Regions from separate parts of the Homo sapiens genome. Here region 1 is linked to region 2. The links are chromatin contacts, found by Hi-C or POLR2A ChIA-PET in ENCODE. All regions are on one chromosome and are shown on one strand. Each heading gives the region's core, a stretch centred on a gene start or an enhancer-like site at or near the end of the contact. The rest is flanking DNA. Distances are from core to core; before and after follow the strand shown. Region 1 holds the start of MAGEE1 (MAGE family member E1). Region 2 holds the start of NAP1L2 (nucleosome assembly protein 1 like 2).

Region 1 (2,733 bases), core at 139-2,638, 3.2 Mb after region 2:
GAGAAATACCTAATGTAGATGATGGGTTGATGGGTGCAGCAAACCACCATGGCACGTGTATACCTAGGTAACAAATCTGCACATTCTGCACATGTACCCCAAAACTTAAAGTATAAAAAAAAAGAAAAAAAGACAAAAGTATACTCCCAGATTTTTGAGAAGATATAAAGAAAGACAACATATAATAAATGTTTGCAGCAAGATATAAACATATCAATAAAGGGTCAATAGTGGTAAGCTGAATTGTAGTGGTTGTGTGAGTGTCAGAAAGTTAGTGTTTTCCCTCTATCTCTCTTCCTCTCTCTCTCTCCCCTACTTCTAAAAACAGCCTGCCCGTCCTCTTCAGTGTTTTCTTTCTTACTCACTGCTGCCGTGCTACTCTCAGTTGGAATGATTTTCTCATCCTTGTCCTTTTGGTAAATATCTACCCACTCATCTTTTTAAACATCTCCTCTTTTATGAAGCCTTTTCTGCATCTACAGGTAGAACTGACCCTGCCATCCCCTGCATTCTTTACAAACTTCTAGAAAATTTAGCTTTACTTTTTCTCTGACTCCCATTTTTACATCGGGTGCTCCTTGATGACAAAGAGATTAACTGTAACTTCGGGATAGATGACCAGTGTTTGTTGAGTGAATGAATAAAGGGATCAGGGTTGGATCTGCTCAAAAGTGCTAGAGTAATAGAGCAAAACAGAGCAGGTAACACATCCCTTAACACTCGGTATCTCAACTGACTTTCACAAAAGCTCTATTAAATGAGCAGGTGATTGTGGAGTGAAAGAATTAAACAAATTTTCAAGAGTTTTAGTGGCTTTCCCACTAAAGCCTGGGTGACTGGGAAAGTTTGGGCTGGGAATGTTGGGCTTTTCAAGCGTGTTCGAAGCTCCCTAATTGGTACTAAATTTCAGGCATTCAGACCCTCTAGGAAAGAGTTCTTTCTAGCTCACAACATTAGGGGAGGAGTTAGACACATAAATGGAGAAAGTGATAGAAGAGACATGGTCAGGGATGGGGGTTCTACCCTTCCAGAGACAATGCACATTTTCTTTGAAACAGCTTCGGGAAAACTGCAAATCTCAATGATATTTACCAATTTTGAGAATCTATTAAGTGCCTGGCACTCTGTGTAGAAGCCCTCCAATCGTACCCTAAATCTGAGAAGTATTTATTATTATTTCCATTTTTACTCCCTAATGCATCTACTCTAAGCTCCTTGCTTCACCCTACCAAAGTTTCCCTTCTGCTAGTGCTCTCCTTTGGTGCAGAACCACCGCATCCACTTTCTCAGGCCCAGGGGAGGGGCGGGGCGGGGCGATTTCGCCTTGCCGCAGAGCCAGTCTGCGCCTGCGCGGACTGCGGCAGAGGGCGGGGTGTGAGAAGCAGAGTACAGTGAGACTAGCATTCACTGCTGGCCAGTGCCTGCCTTTTTCACCACCTCTAATTTCAGCTTCAGCAGTTGCTTGGAACTTTGGTTCTGGCAGCAGCAGCAACATCATTACCGCTAGCGGCAGTTTTGTGCCGAGGCACCTACACACCTCCCGTCCTCTCTGCCAGATCGCGGGCCTGTCGGTGTCTGCTCCTACACGCCAACGCCGGTGGGCAGGACCATGTCTCTGGTAAGCCAGAATTCGCGCCGCCGCCGCCGCCGCGTTGCAAAGGCTACTGCGCACAACAGCAGCTGGGGCGAAATGCAGGCCCCTAATGCCCCCGGTCTCCCCGCTGATGTGCCAGGCTCAGACGTCCCCCAGGGTCCCAGCGATTCCCAGATCCTCCAGGGCCTCTGCGCCTCTGAGGGCCCAAGCACCTCCGTTCTGCCCACCTCCGCTGAGGGCCCAAGCACCTTTGTGCCGCCCACCATCTCTGAGGCCTCAAGCGCCTCCGGGCAGCCCACCATCTCTGAGGGACCTGGCACCTCCGTGCTGCCCACCCCCAGTGAGGGCCTAAGCACCTCCGGGCCTCCCACCATCTCTAAGGGGCTGTGCACCTCTGTGACGCTTGCCGCCTCTGAGGGCCGGAACACCTCCAGGCCGCCCACTTCCTCTGAGGAACCTAGCACCTCCGTGCCGCCCACCGCCTCTGAGGTACCGAGCACCTCCCTGCCGCCCACCCCTGGTGAGGGAACGAGCACCTCCGTGCCGCCCACAGCCTATGAGGGACCAAGCACCTCCGTGGTGCCCACCCCTGATGAGGGACCAAGCACCTCCGTGCTGCCTACACCTGGTGAGGGACCAGGCACCTCCGTGCCGCTCGCCGCCACTGAGGGCCTGAGCACCTCCGTGCAGGCCACTCCTGATGAGGGACCGAGCACCTCCGTGCCGCCCACCGCCACTGAGGGCCTAAGCACCCCCGTGCCACCCACCCGTGATGAGGGACCGAGCACCTCCGTGCCGGCCACTCCTGGTGAGGGACCGAGCACCTCCGTGCTGCCCGCCGCCTCTGACGGACAAAGCATCTCCTTGGTGCCCACCCGCGGTAAGGGATCAAGCACCTCCGTGCCCCCCACCGCCACCGAGGGCCTGAGCACCTCCGTGCAGCCCACTGCTGGTGAGGGATCGAGCACCTCCGTGCCGCCCACCCCTGGTGGGGGACTGAGCACCTCCGTGCCGCCCACCGCCACTGAGGAGTTGAGCACCTCCGTGCCGCCCACTCCCGGTGAGGGACCAAGCACTTCCGTACTGCCAATCCCCGGTGAGGGACTGAGCACCTCTGTGCCGCCCACCGCCTCTGATGG
Region 2 (2,820 bases), core at 226-2,725:
AATTGAAAAATGAATCCTTGGGAAAATCTTCAGTTACAGTTCGGATTGTTCCCCAGATCCGATGTTTCTGTTTCTTCTTGATGGTTTTCAAAGTGACATTCTTTCCTTCATTCCAATCTATCTCACAGCCTGTGGAATACTCAATCGCAGTTCCCCTATAGGGATGGGGATCATAATATGCTAGCTTTGACTTCAGCACATAGGTCTTTGTCAACAACTCATTTTTGAAATATTCATTGGGTTTGAAGTGAAATTCTAGTGTGAAACTGAGGGGCTCGCCAGGATCTGAAAGCTTAACTTTAATATCTGTCAGGAGCTTCAGAATAGGCTCATCATATTTCTTAATCAAAGGAGTGAGTGTATCAACGTTTTTTAAAACAGTTAGCCAAAAATCAGGAATTCCCTTAGGATCCTCCTCTTCTTTATTCTCTTCTCCAGTAGCCTCAATGTCGTCCTCCTCCTCCTCCTCCTCCTCCTCTTCCACAGCATAATCATAATAATAGTCCTCATAACCATCGTCCTCATCCACATATTCATGTACCATACCCTCCTCATTACCATACATCTCTTCATGACACATTTCCTCATCATCACAGTCCTCAGAGTCTGATTTATATTCACATTCCTCTTCTGTAGGTTCATAGATTGCATTGATGATCTGACGTCTTTTTTCCAGTAAGGGTTGGTACATTTCAGCAAACTTTCTTTCAATGTCATGAAATTCCCTCAGGAATTTGGATTCTAAATTGGCCGCTCTAGTTTGAAGCTTTTTAAGGGCTAACACACGGTACTTAACTTTCACAGGTAGACTTTCAACAAAGTCTGTATCTAAAACATAACCGATAAGTCCTTTTGGACGGTCTGCCTCTGAGTCCTCATCAGTATCGCCACCTTTTTTCCCATCTTCCCCGGACCCAGCAGCAGTATCTTCACCGTTTTCCCCTTCTTCCCCAAGCCCAGCGGCAGCTTCTTCACCGCACTTCCCATCGTCTCCAAGCCCAGCAGCGGCATCTTCACCGCGCTCCAGATGTTCCCCGAGCCCTTCCACCATTATCTGATTACCAGCCTCTTCTTGACTGGATTCTGACAGCTCCTTGCGGTTCTCTGACTCGGCCATTTTTCAAAGGACCGTACACGCCTAAGGTGGCTACCACAGAGATCGGGAGACCAAACCTCCACAGGAAAAGACTCACCGAAATATCAGAAGCGGCGGTGGTCGGACCTAGCAGTGGCGTCCGGACTGAGGGAACGACGATCCAGGCTGCTCGGGGATAAAAGATGGTGCTGAGGCTTTGAGAACCGGACTGAAGCAGTGGCGACCTGGGCTGGGTGCAGAGGGCGGCGACGGCTGCGTTGACCGATCCTGCAGGAGAGAGCCGGAGACTGCAGAGAGCTGCAGTGGGCAGACCTCCTCCGCAAGCAGCTACTGCTGCAAGAAAAAAACGGTGCCGCAGTATGATTACGCAGCTATCACTTGCCTAAAATTTCTAGGTGCAAATAGATTGCTGCGTCACCTCCTTCCCTCCCACAACTATGCTCTAATCTCATTTGCTGCAATGTAGTGACTGACAAACCCAGAGCCAGTAAATTATTAGATCTATCAAGTTTTCAACTCTGCTCACCTTCCCAGGCTCTCTAACATGGCTGATTCATCCACCTCCTCCTCGTCCTCTAGCCCATCTCCCGCAGAGTTTTCTGGAATCCCATTGCGTTCATTAGTTCATTCATCCAACTTTTAACAGATATTATACTTTTATGCTTTCCAGAGAGCTCAGAGAAAACGTAACTAAAATGTCGAACAATGAGAGAAGACAAGGCACCCACCCATCCTAAATCAATCTCTTTGATTTTAGATCGGGGACCTGGGGAGGGGAGAGGTGGATGGTGGAAGAGCTGATAAACAAACGCTTCAAAGATTAAAAACACCAGGAATTAGCACTGATGGTCTTTAGGTGGCGTGTCAGTTATTTAAATATTCTATATTATGTTTGTCGGTATTTTTCACAAGCTATATGATTTTAGGTTGAAAAATTCTCGAAACATTTCCTGTGAGGGGAGGAGGAGGAAGTCCGATGGCAGTGGGGGCGAATGAGGGCCTGTGATGAAAAACTAGTATGGTGTATACAACTACGTGACTAGTAAACATACCAGACAATTAACCACAATTAACCAGTTGCCTGGCTTATAAATAACCCCAGTCCCAATACTGACTTTCTGCTTCTCCTTCTTAATGCTGGCTTTAACAGCCGTTAGAAATATACATATATACAAAAGCCAAAATGGAAAGTTATGTTTATTCTTAGAAATCATAACATTTGCTTGATGCTTTTGAGTTAATTGGAAATAATCTAAATCTCAGCATTAAAGAAATGGTTAAACTATTTGATAATGTATTTATAGGATGGAAAGCTTTGCAGTAATTAAAATTTCCTCTCTATAGTAATTATTGGTGAGGTTTATTTTGTTCATATTTCTAACTTGGATCATTTATTAATTGAACAATTTTTTAAAATTTTAAGTGACTATTATTTTCCAGATTTAAAGAATTTGTTACTATCACAGATATTAAAACTGTTTACATATTGTTGTATTTATTTCTAAATTCTGTCAGTTTATAGATAAATTTTTCCTTTAAGTGAAAATACCAGATACAAAAGAACAAATATTGTATGATTCTACTTTAATTAGGTATCTAGAGCAGTCAAATTCACAGAGACAGAAAGTAGAAACATGGTTTTCAGAGGCTTGGGGTAGGGAGGAAAGGAAGTTATTGTTCAATGTGTATGGAGTTTCAGTTCAAGAAAAAGAAAATATTCTGGA

The links. Hi-C counts contacts between places; a loop is a spot of excess contacts on that map. ChIA-PET counts read pairs that join two places held with the same protein, here RNA polymerase II (POLR2A). Pooled maps may share reads with other maps.
Region 1: a map of naive thymus-derived CD4-positive, alpha-beta T cell shows a loop between it and region 2 (15-fold over the local background). The contact joins the promoter of MAGEE1 here to the promoter of NAP1L2 in region 2. A Hi-C loop is called at or near these places in 1 of 168 maps with a recorded cell type or tissue (naive thymus-derived CD4-positive, alpha-beta T cell) and 4 of 50 pooled maps. POLR2A ChIA-PET finds 5 or more read pairs at or near these places in 1 of 52 experiments (T-cell).

The regions. Positions count from the first base shown.
Region 1 is chrX:76,426,322-76,429,054 of GRCh38, forward strand. It overlaps MAGEE1 (MAGE family member E1), which reads left to right and starts at 1,389. Exons shown (of 1, transcript NM_020932.3): 1 at 1,389-2,733. The coding sequence starts at 1,610. RefSeq lists enhancers at 1,437-1,646, 2,117-2,246.
Region 2 is chrX:73,213,376-73,216,195 of GRCh38, forward strand. NAP1L2 (nucleosome assembly protein 1 like 2) reads right to left here and starts at 1,476. Exons shown (of 1, transcript NM_021963.4): 1 at 1-1,476. The coding sequence starts at 1,117.